2 separate regions of the Homo sapiens genome follow, and region 1 is linked to region 2. Evidence: read pairs that join two places in POLR2A ChIA-PET (ENCODE). Cell type or tissue: OCI-LY7. All regions are shown on one strand. Each heading gives the region's core, and the rest is flanking DNA. Links, peaks and the distances in the headings are about the cores only.

Region 1 (5,398 bases), core at 175-5,174, 140 kb before region 2:
CATTCTTATGATAGAGTTGAGCAAACTCAGCATATGATCTTATTTTCTTATTAAGTGGAGAACTTTCACCTCTTCACTTAAAAGGCACATTTTAGAAATTCTTTATGTCATATTTGAAACGTTAGCATCACTACTCTCATGCTTTGGGACCATTATTAAGTAAAATAAGGGTTATTTGAACACAAAGCCTGTCACATTCTGTCGATCTGATAACCAAGACAGCTACTAAGTGGCAAAAGGACAGATAGCATAGACAGCATGAATATGAGGCAAAAAGGTTTGATTCACATCTCAGGCAAGACGGAGCAGGACAACAGGAGATTTCATCATGCTGCTCAGAACAGCACATGGTTTAAAATGTACAAATTGTTTATTTTTGTAATTTTCTGTTTAATATATTTAGACTACTAGTAAACTGCAACCATTGAAACTAAACAGAAATAAGGGATAAGCAACTGTACATGCATCTTAGAGTATAATGACTATTGTTTCATTTCACTTTCCAATTCTCAGTCAAATTTCTATTTTGCTAACACTAACCTGGACACATACTGGGAAAAGAATTTTGAAGACATAATTTCAGTTTAGCCCAGGTGATAAAATACAACACCCCAAAGAATGGAGAGTTGCCTACGCCTGTCTAGAAATCAGACAAGAAGAATAGGCATTAAATGTGCATTTGGATTGATCAACCATAAATAGTATTCAAAGAGATCACCTACAGAGTAGGTGTAGTTAGGAAAGACAAAACGTCCAAGGACTAAGCCCTGGGGTACACCAAATAGCAGAAGTTATCGATTTGAGAAGAAACCAAATCAGATCCAGGCATACAGGGATGTATAATAAACATATCAAATAAATGCATGAATTTTAAGTTCCAGTGGGCTTTGTCAGGAAATAGCCTAAAGGGATGAGAGAGAAACCTTCTTTCTTCTTGGGAAATATGTAGCAATAAGAGCTTCATATGAGAAATAGACTTTGTATATGTTAATGCAACATTCTTTGTGTTCTGAAATACGTTTTTGAGGGGTAGAAAACAGATCATTCAGTTTTACCTTTGAAAAAATTTCTTACCAACTTCCAACTGACTAGTTCATTGACAAAACAAAGTAAAATTGCTTGTTGAGCAGGAGTCAGATGGTTTGTAGTAGTTGCATCCTAGAAGTCTCGAGAGAAGAGATTTATTTAAAAATATGAGGACTCTCACTATTCTTAGAGGTGCAGTAGGTATTAATTGTACCTTGATTACTACTAATCTGTCTTTCCTGAATTATATGGATTTTATAGCTTGAGATTTCAGTTATTTAAAATTGTATTAGAAAACAAATTGAATACTTAACATCCATGTTTAAATATCAGCATAATTTTTCCCTAAAAATGCTAATATTAGTCTGTTATTTCTGTAATTGTATAGTTTATTAAAATTTTAAGGAAAAATAGCTATAAAATTAATATCAATATTTAGTTCTCAGAATCAATGAGTCTGTAATATTTATGTGTGTGTGTTTGTGTGTGTATTTTTTTTCTTTTTGTTTTCTGAAAGCATTTTCTCTACTGACTGCTGCATGTTGGAAGAAATATTAAAAATGCATCTTTGGTGATAATCAAAAGAATTAATCATAAGTTTAGCTTCAGGCATTTTGGAAAATATGGAATTGGATTTCCTAGTACCTCAACAATTGCCCTTAGTGAGCAATTTAAAAAATCATCAGTAATAAATTGGGTTTGCTTCCATAATAAATGCTGCCTGGCCCAGTGGGACCGAATAAACAAGAGTAGAGAGCAGAGAGGAAATAGGCCTCTTCTCTGAGAGCTTCTAGTATATTTTTTCTTTCTGAATGGCCTTAAGCAGCTCATGACATCTCACTTAATGAAAGGACAGATGAGTTTGTTTTTCATCTTTCATCTAAGTGGAAGCTAAGTGGAGACCTCTTAGCTTCCACTTAGTTCAGTGAATTGTCCTTCTGGAAAGGCAATATATCTCTTATTTCAAGAGATTATAGGTGCTTGATGTTCTCTGTATTATTATAATAGCTTGGTAAAATATGTTTTATAATGATCTGGAAGTAATACTTCAGGTTCCAACTCAGACCAAGTATTAAACAGATCCACAGGATATAAACATGTTGTATTTACACATTTTAGAAGATAGGCATGGTAGTTTTCAAACTGTACAAATTTTTAAAAAGGTTTTATGTCGCTTGCAACCAAGGAGGAGGACATATTGTGTTCTCTATTAAAGGGTAGAGTTAGATTTATATTGATGCATCTGTTTTATATTTTTAGTTGTATAAAATATAGAATATGATCATGTGTCTGCTTCTGCCATTTACTAATTATATAACAGCAGGTGAGTTAAATGTTCTGAGCTCCTCTCTCTCCATATAAAAGGAACAAAATCATACTAAACTGACAACTTTTCATTGAGGATTGGAGATAATTTTTTGAAGCCCCCTAGCAACAAACAAAGCCCATGATAAATACACTACAAATGGTAGTTACAATGATTGGAATAATATCCTTTCTTTGAGAAGGCTTTCATCCCCTTAAGTCATGGTGATTACATCCTTTTATATAGCATTTCTTTTTTTTCAGGTCTAACATTGTATTGTGAAGACACTTTATTACAGAGACACTTTGAAGATGAAAAGTTAAATTTCATTAAGGGATGTTTAGATCAAATGAAAAAGAATAGATTAAGACGTTATTTTTTGAAATATGTGTAAAAATATTGTCATGCTTACTCAAGAGAAGAAATAAAATAGTGTGGTTTTTAAAGTCTTTTTAGATAATAAAGAAACATGAATTTCACATAACCATATATATTATTTTAAAAATAACTTGCTTAAGTATGAAAACATGAAAAAGGAAACTGGCTCCTACCAAATCATATTATGTTTTAAAATGATGCTGAATTTAGCTGTGACACCTGTGGTAAGGTTTCAATTCCTCTAGGAAGGTCTGTTTCAATCTCTGTTTGATATCAGCTGTCAATGGGGGTCACATTCCACCCCCAACTAGGCAGAATCACAGTTAAACATGATATTTAAATACATAGCTACTTAATTCAGAGAGTTTATGATTAAACTGAAACAAAAACATAATCTTTCAAATTGAAAAAAAATGTGTTACGGAGACAACTGTGGACTCAGGATTTTGTTATTCATTATTCAGTACTTTGATGAATATTATCACCCTTCCGATTACCTGTTATTCTGTAGTAATCCATTGAATAATTTTGTGGCTTAAAATAACAGCAATATAATTGTGTTTATGAAGCTACAATTTAGGCATAGCTCAATGAAAACAGGTTCTCTTTAAATCTACCCAGCTACAGCTGGAGTGCCTCTAAAATGGGAACTGAAATTATCAGAATATTTGTTCACTCACATGTCTGGTAGTTGAGTCTGACTGTTGGCCATGGCCTTATGTGCAACACAGACAAGATGGCTCTTAGTGTTTTCTGGACTTCCTCATTACTTGGAAGATAAGTTGCCAGGGTGAGTGTCCCAAGAGAGACGCTGTGCCATGAACAAGCCGTATCACCTTTTGTGATGCAGTTGTGGAAGTCATGGAATATCTGTCACTGTATTTTACTTGGTGAGACTTCAAAAAGTCCTGATCAATTTCAAATAAAGGGAATATAGACTGCAAATCTTGGTTATGAATTGACAAGTCTTGGGAAGAACATGCAAGACAAGAAATCTTGTAGTGCCTTGGAGGGAAAAAACACAATCTGCCAGCCTATGTTTTTTAGTGATCAATGAAGAAGCAGTTAACACCATCAGCAGCAGCATGTATTCAGAAAGTCAACACAGCATAATAAGATAGGTGGGTCATTTGCTTTGAAGTTTCCATAGGTAAAAAACTAGTCTTCACATTATTCTTGAAATGCATTATCCCCAATTTAGACAGTTTCAGAGGTATTAAATAATCCAAGGAAAATTATATATATTTAATATGTAGAATATTTTGAACTTGAAATCAGATCTTTCTGGAGACAATGAAAATATATTTCCCAACTCGATTTATGAGGGTTTGGTAGTAAAGACTTTTGAAAAACAAATTCCATGTCTCCAAACTCTCTAATGATATCATGGGTCACTAAGAAGGAATTAACTTTGGTTTGCCAATGGTATGTGCACATACTTGTTATTTGTTCACATTTTATTTTTCTAAGCAAAATGATTTATGACTTCCTAAAACCTATTAGCTGACTAAGTGACCCTCTCACTCTGAGACAATTAGATATTGTAGTCTAAAGATTATTGAATGTAGAATCAGAAAGCATAGACTTTGGTCCTTGTTGATTTATAATAGAGTGGAAGAAAAAACCCAGAGACCCAAACGTCATCACTGAGTAGCTGAATGAATACTAATTATTTCCATTCAGATTTTTCCATGTGAGAAAAATAATCCTCTTCTGTTTAAGCTACCAGAATGGTCCTTTTGATTTCTTGCAGCTCAATACAGTTCTTAACTGATGTAGATTCTATTTCTTCATTGTCAACAGACTCCTCCAAGAAATTTAATTTTCCACCACAGTTCACAAAGATGTTCCTATCCTCAACTCCTGTGGTTAAAACACATTTCCATGTTTCACAGAAAAAAATGCCAAAATTGTTTCATTTTAATATTAGTAAGAAAGATGAGTTGTTTAACATGGAATTAAAGTGAATAGGTCTCAGACCATTGTAAGACTTTTAAAATAATACAACTATGTATCACGAGAAAGTCATGATAGCAACCCCGTCATGATAGCAATCCCATTTTGGTTTTCTGCCATTTTGTTCCATAAGCATTCTATATTTCATCTTTTTGTTATTATCAAATAGATTATTGCCGAGGACTTCTCCCATGATTTTTTTAAATATAGTGTACTATAAATATGTCTCAGAAATGACACATATAATGCCTCCTTTTTCAAGGTTTACAAAATTTACTAATATATCCTGGCTTTGATAACTTTTGCAGTTTAAGCAGTGATTCCAAATTATTGAATTATATTCTTTGCCCCTGCTGCTGCTCCTGCTGTATATATTTATTAACATTTCTGGGGATCAGCTTTTAGAAATGTTGAACTTAATTATTCTATTCTGAACAGGAGAATTTGCAATATATTTTCTCTGAATCTCACAAGTTTTGGCTGCACACACAAAAAAATGAAAAAATAAATCACGTACCTATTTAATGTATCAATCCCCTTCACCTGCTTTTTCTCAACTATACATCAATTTAACCTTCATAAGTTGCTAATTTAAAACTAATTGGTATAATTGGCAATATTATATTTAATTATTCTTTTTAGGACATAGACATAACAAAATAAATTGTAGATAGAGAAAAAAATTTATAACCTCAGTGAATGGCAATTTCATTCTCCTCTTTGTTCAGGACA
Region 2 (5,398 bases), core at 85-5,084:
CAGTCTTCCAGTGTGTCTGTCTGCCAGGCAGTCCACATCTTTCTCCATCCCAGGAAGCATGTAGGCAGCTATAGCAGGGAATAAAGATTGGTAGTTTTTTCAAGGACATGAAAATAGTCCATGTTGCTATAGTTTCCCTATTTGCCTTCCATTCACTGTTCACCACTCCCTTTTGTGCTTCTCTGTTCACCACCTATACATGCCCCCTCAGGGGCTCCTCCAATAGTACCCTTATGCCCTGTGTGCACACTGCTTCATCCAGTGGCCCAGGGCCACATTTTTACTATGTTGGAATGAAGTATGTAGGATCCAGAGGGTCCCTGACATTCAGAATCTATGGTTGAAATGCCTCTGCCAAGCATCCTTTTGTCAAGGCTTTCTTCAACTGTTCATTAAAAGTATCTACTATAATTGTTGCCTGTGGATGGTAAGGCAAGTAGAATCTCCAGCCAATGCCAAACATGTGGGCCCTCAGTGCTTGGGCTTCAGCAATGTATGCTGGGCTTTGATCCATCTGACTGGCATCGGGGCAACCAAAGTGCAAACAAGAGGAGGAAGAGCTTAGTTAGCCAAGGCCATGTGGGGATCTGTAATCGTGCACTAACATCCATCTTCTCTTGCTTGGAGGGTAAGGCCTTTTTGCTTGTTTATTGCATTATTATTATAAATATAAAATGGCATGTACTCTGTATAGTAACAATTTTTAAATATTCATTTATTAAATGTTCACTACTGAGGTCATGTCAAGAAAAGATTCTCTCCTTAGAGAGCCATCTTAAATCTGCATAATCTTTTGTGTATTGTAGGCACTGAACTAAAATAATATGTATTTAGTTAGGAACCAGTAAGTGGCGGAAAAAAATAGCACAAGAGTCTTAGAAAATTTAAATAAGAAATTATTTCTGGCTTGAGAACAGGAATGCTTGAGGATTTGTGGGGCTTGAAGCTCGTATGATTTGTGAGCCCCTTTTTAAGAAATAATAATACAAGATTATAAATATAATATTAAGTATAAAAGGGAACATTTATTTAGAGTGAGACAAGTAAATTACTACAATTACTTTTTTAGAAAGCTGACAATTTGCACAAAAACACTAACTGCAGAAAAATAACGTTATTTTTGTTAATTAGCTGCCTGACACCCTCTTTCATGCATTTTTCCCTATGACTTTTAGCTTCATGCTCTCTACTAGCCTCTTCATATGACATCGATTTTGCAATAACTTTTTATATAGCAAGAATAGAAAGATAATTTATTATTGTCTCTATTATGCTTGGTTTGAGTTTCTTCATTTCATTAAAGTAGTTGCTTTCAGTGACACAATCATTTTTGGTAACATATAATTTTTAGGATTAATGTCAAATCTGGAAAAATCTCTTTTGTTTCTTATTTATGATCTACAAGATTTAGGCTAATTTCTCAGGCTTCTTTTTGGCCTAGTACTTTTCAAACATTTTTCTTCTCTAAGCACAAACTTCTGGAGTGAAGCAACATAGAAAATGTTCATTTTACAATCACAATCTCTCTATTTGTACTTTCGTGTTATGGTTCTGAGTGATTTCACACAACAGATGGTAGAAATATTCTTAGAAACCATCTTTACTTATACATTAGTACTCATACATTAGTAGAAGCCACTGAATGGTTTTAAACAGAAGAATGACAGATCTAACTTATGTGCTCACCTGTTAAGTACCCCAAGGAGCAGTTTTTTGGGGGGTTATTCTAGTATGTACAACCCCTACAAGCCTCTCGTATTCCCTATATCCATATTCAGTCTTCTTAAAAAAATGATACAAAAGTGTTTCCCTAAATCACTTTCCTTTCTGGACACTACAAATTTATTGACCAGATTTCTTTAAGTCATATAGGCAAGAATGGCAAATTACATTTCAACAGAAGGCAAGACAGATGGTGTGGCATATTTTGTTTTAGTTAAATTCTGTGCTACCTAAATTAAATATGTGATTATTAAATCTTGATTTATAGATACCTACACTAAATTCTGAAAAAAAAAATAAACTATTACATTATTTAAAAAATTTTCCCTAGTTCTTTCAATTTTGGTTATAAACATATTTTCTGTTAAAGATTATTTCATCCACTTTCCAAAACAATCAGGAAATATATGAATGAAAAACAAATGATTTTACCAGTCTAACCCATCTAGTGTCAATTTTTAAAACATTTTTATATTTCCTTTTAGTTTATCCCTGGAGCCCGACTTACTTGTACTTGAAATCATAGTATATGACAATTTTATCTTCCCTTCTCCCCTACTTAATACTGCATCATGGGCATTTTCCTTGTTGCTACCATCAGTGGCTACATAAATATTTCATTAAGTGGGTGATGTTTATTTAATAACTCCTGTTTTTCAATTATTAGATATTTGATTTTGGTCTAATTTTTTGAGAACTCATTTATTCATTATTTCTAACTTTTTGTTTTTAAACTTTTATTTTTTTAAAATACACGTAACATTTTCCAGTTTAACCATTTTTAAGTATACAGATCAGTGGCACTGAATACATTCACATTGTTGTACAGCCATCACCATCATCCATTTCCAGAGTTTTTTTATTTTCCCAAACTGAAACTCAGTACTCATTAGATAATATCCTCATTTCCCCTTCTTTCAAACCCTGATAGCCACCATTCTACTTTCTGTCTCTATGAATGTGGCTGTGCTAAGAAACTGATGCTTATAAAAGAAACTCTTGTAATCATATATTATTTGTCCTTTTGTGACTGGCTGTTTTCACTTAGCACAATGTCTTTAGGATTCAACCATGTTGTTACATGTGTCAAAATTTTCATTTTAAGACCAGATAGTACTCCAATGTACATATCTACCACATTTTGTTTATCCTTTCACCCATGGATGATTAACTGGGTTGCTTCTACTTTGGGCTATTGTGAATAAAGTTGTTAAAAACATGAATAATTTATATTATTGAAAATTTATACTGTTGTCTCATGCATTTGCTAGACTTCATTTTATAACTCTGATGATTTGCATCAGACATCTGCCTCCATTTAGAAGCCTCTTCCTTTGAGCAACTGCTTTATAATGTGAAAGTAACGGCTTGATTGTCTATGTAATACCACCATCTCTTGGTCATGGTTGAGTATGCATGTGTATATATTTTCTGTTCTTTCTCAGGAAATGATCAAGGTATTAGTAAATGCTGTGAAACCAAATCCATATTTAGAAAACAAAGATGAAGTAAGCAGTGATTCATCTCTACAGTTGATATTGGGAAATCTCTTCTCCTTGTGTCTTATAAGAAGCTCTCAACTTTCATTTATTCATTCTGAACTACATAATCGAGAGTGACAGAATTTTTATCTACATGATTCCACTTGTGCTGCCCGTGTACTTCTGGCAGACATTTCTCTTCAATCACGTCGAATGCTTTCTCTGAAGCCTTATACTCCTTCTCAGCATAGCAGTTCAGACATCCATTTCCAGTTGTGTGTGACCAATGAGTTGAAAATGTTTCACTCTTGATATATACAATAATAAACACTTTTAACATAATTTAAATTTTTTTAAACCTAATTATACAAGCAATGTTGTGGTCAGTGTGATTGGAAAGTCAGCCCAAAGTAAAAGAAAAAAAGTGGCATAAAGTTTAAAAACTTAAGCCTACCTATTAAAATCTAATTATTTACTTGGTTCAATACAGGTAAGAGCTTCCCTGTTCAGTATACAAGTTGTCATTTCAATAAGTCAGAGACAGTGTGTGCTAACCTACTGCATCTCCAGGTGTTTGGACCTGATTATAAGCTTGAAACTTTGTGGTTTGCATCTTGGCTTAGCCGAAAGGGTATGATTATTATTTAAATAAAGCTCGTGTTTTATTTTGGTGGAAGCTGTCAAAATGTCAAATGTACTGCTCTGTTTTTATGGCTTCTACGACCCACATAATTTTCAAATTCCTGAACCAAACACATGAGCTAGTACAATCTGTTCTACCAGTATACATCACAATTTATCCCCAGTGAAAGTTTTAAAATTGGACTGGCACATGGTGCCAGGGTCCTGTCTGTGCTCCTTTTACTATAAGAAAAAGCTGCTGAATAACAAGAGGTGTAGCACTAAAATCTAATAATATTTTCTGCTTTCTCAGTCCATTCCTGGCATCAACAAACACAAGATAAGTTTTATGGTATGTAATTCCTGAGACACAGATCAGTGTAGGATATTTATTAGTATTTATTAAGGTATGTCCTTGGTATCATAAAAGAGAGGGGAAGGAATTGAGATGAAGAAGTTGAGCCGCTGCATTGAAGGTTTGATTGGCCCCAAAGTTAGCACCACAGAAAGTTCTGAAACATAATGGTCTGTCACTATCAGAGTTTTCTATCACAGGGCAAAATTAGGCCTTTATACCCATCCTTATGTTGGTAATTAGATGTGGGCCATACAGAGAAGGGCATGCTCTTGGATGAAGTACTGGCTCTCTGCAGCTGAGGCAATCCTAGAAAGATGAACAGCTGAAGACCCACTGCCAATAGATAGCACTTGGTGGGAGACGGTTGTGAATCATTTGCCAAAACAATAGATAAATTGTCAAACTTGGTTGGTTGTATTTGTTGAAAAATTGTATTAGTCACTGAAAAATTCTGACCATGTAAGAAAAAAATAATAATTAACAATGCCATCCTGTGGCTAAAACTGCCATTTCCGTTCTAAGTAATCTGAGCCTACAAAATGTTTATGTTGTGCTACAGCCCACAGCAATCTTTTCAGGCCCTTACATCTTAAATAAAGAGGACATTTTTTTTTCTGCTTAGATTCAAGCTCTACTATATTGGTAGAAATTTCTCTAACATTTCTGATAAGTCACTTCTACCATCATTAACTTCCTTCTGCCAAGAATTCTCTGTGTTAGTGAGATTCAAAACAGGTAATATTTTAAGTGTTTGCAAAACATGATGTGCAACACAATTCTCCAACATAATCATAATCATCATCAAAAGTGTATAAAGCTTTGAGTCATAAGGTTGGTATGATGCGTAGATCTGCCATTTACTTATTCTATGACCTTGAACAAGTCATTCCAAACTTCAAGTCATATACTTCAGCAAACCCTATGTTGTTAACTCAGTATATTAATATTTCCTCATCTCTTTGTGAACATAAAACAGGAAAATGGATGTGATGGAACTTCGCCAATGACAAAGTATGACGTAAATGCTATGAGTAGCTTCTTAGTTCTGGGAAGGCAACCCCCTTTCATATCTCAGTGTGCATATGCTAGTTAGATTTCCTTTAGGAACATACTGTTATTTTTATATGCTAATCAACTCTTGCCTTTTTTTCTTTACTTTATGAACCATTGCTTCTTCATCAGCAACATTTCCTGGGTCGACAGCACATGTTTTTAA

What was found. ChIA-PET counts read pairs that join two places held together with the same protein. Peaks named below come from ENCODE experiments on the same cell type or tissue, not always from the same donor. Only the 100,000 strongest peaks of a DNase experiment are listed, where the experiment ranks them.
Region 1: POLR2A ChIA-PET joins it to region 2 with 11 read pairs; 2 of 35 experiments call an interaction of 5 or more read pairs at or near these places.

What each region holds. Positions count from the first base shown.
Region 1 is chr11:26,084,339-26,089,736 of GRCh38, forward strand. No RefSeq gene overlaps it. Among named protein-coding and RNA genes, the nearest start is that of ANO3-AS1, 200 kb to the right of the region's middle. In OCI-LY7, for the core only: no CTCF peak of the experiment used is centred there; DNase peaks (open chromatin) are centred at 1,923, 2,539, 2,953 and 3,403; H3K4me3 peaks cover 2,977 bases; H3K27ac peaks cover 5,000 bases.
Region 2 is chr11:26,224,314-26,229,711 of GRCh38, forward strand. It overlaps a transcript of ANO3 not described here. Among named protein-coding and RNA genes, the nearest start is that of ANO3-AS1, 61 kb to the right of the region's middle. In OCI-LY7, for the core only: CTCF peaks have their summits at 3,109 (motif pointing left) and 3,308; a DNase peak (open chromatin) is centred at 3,068; H3K4me3 peaks cover 239 bases; H3K27ac peaks cover 499 bases.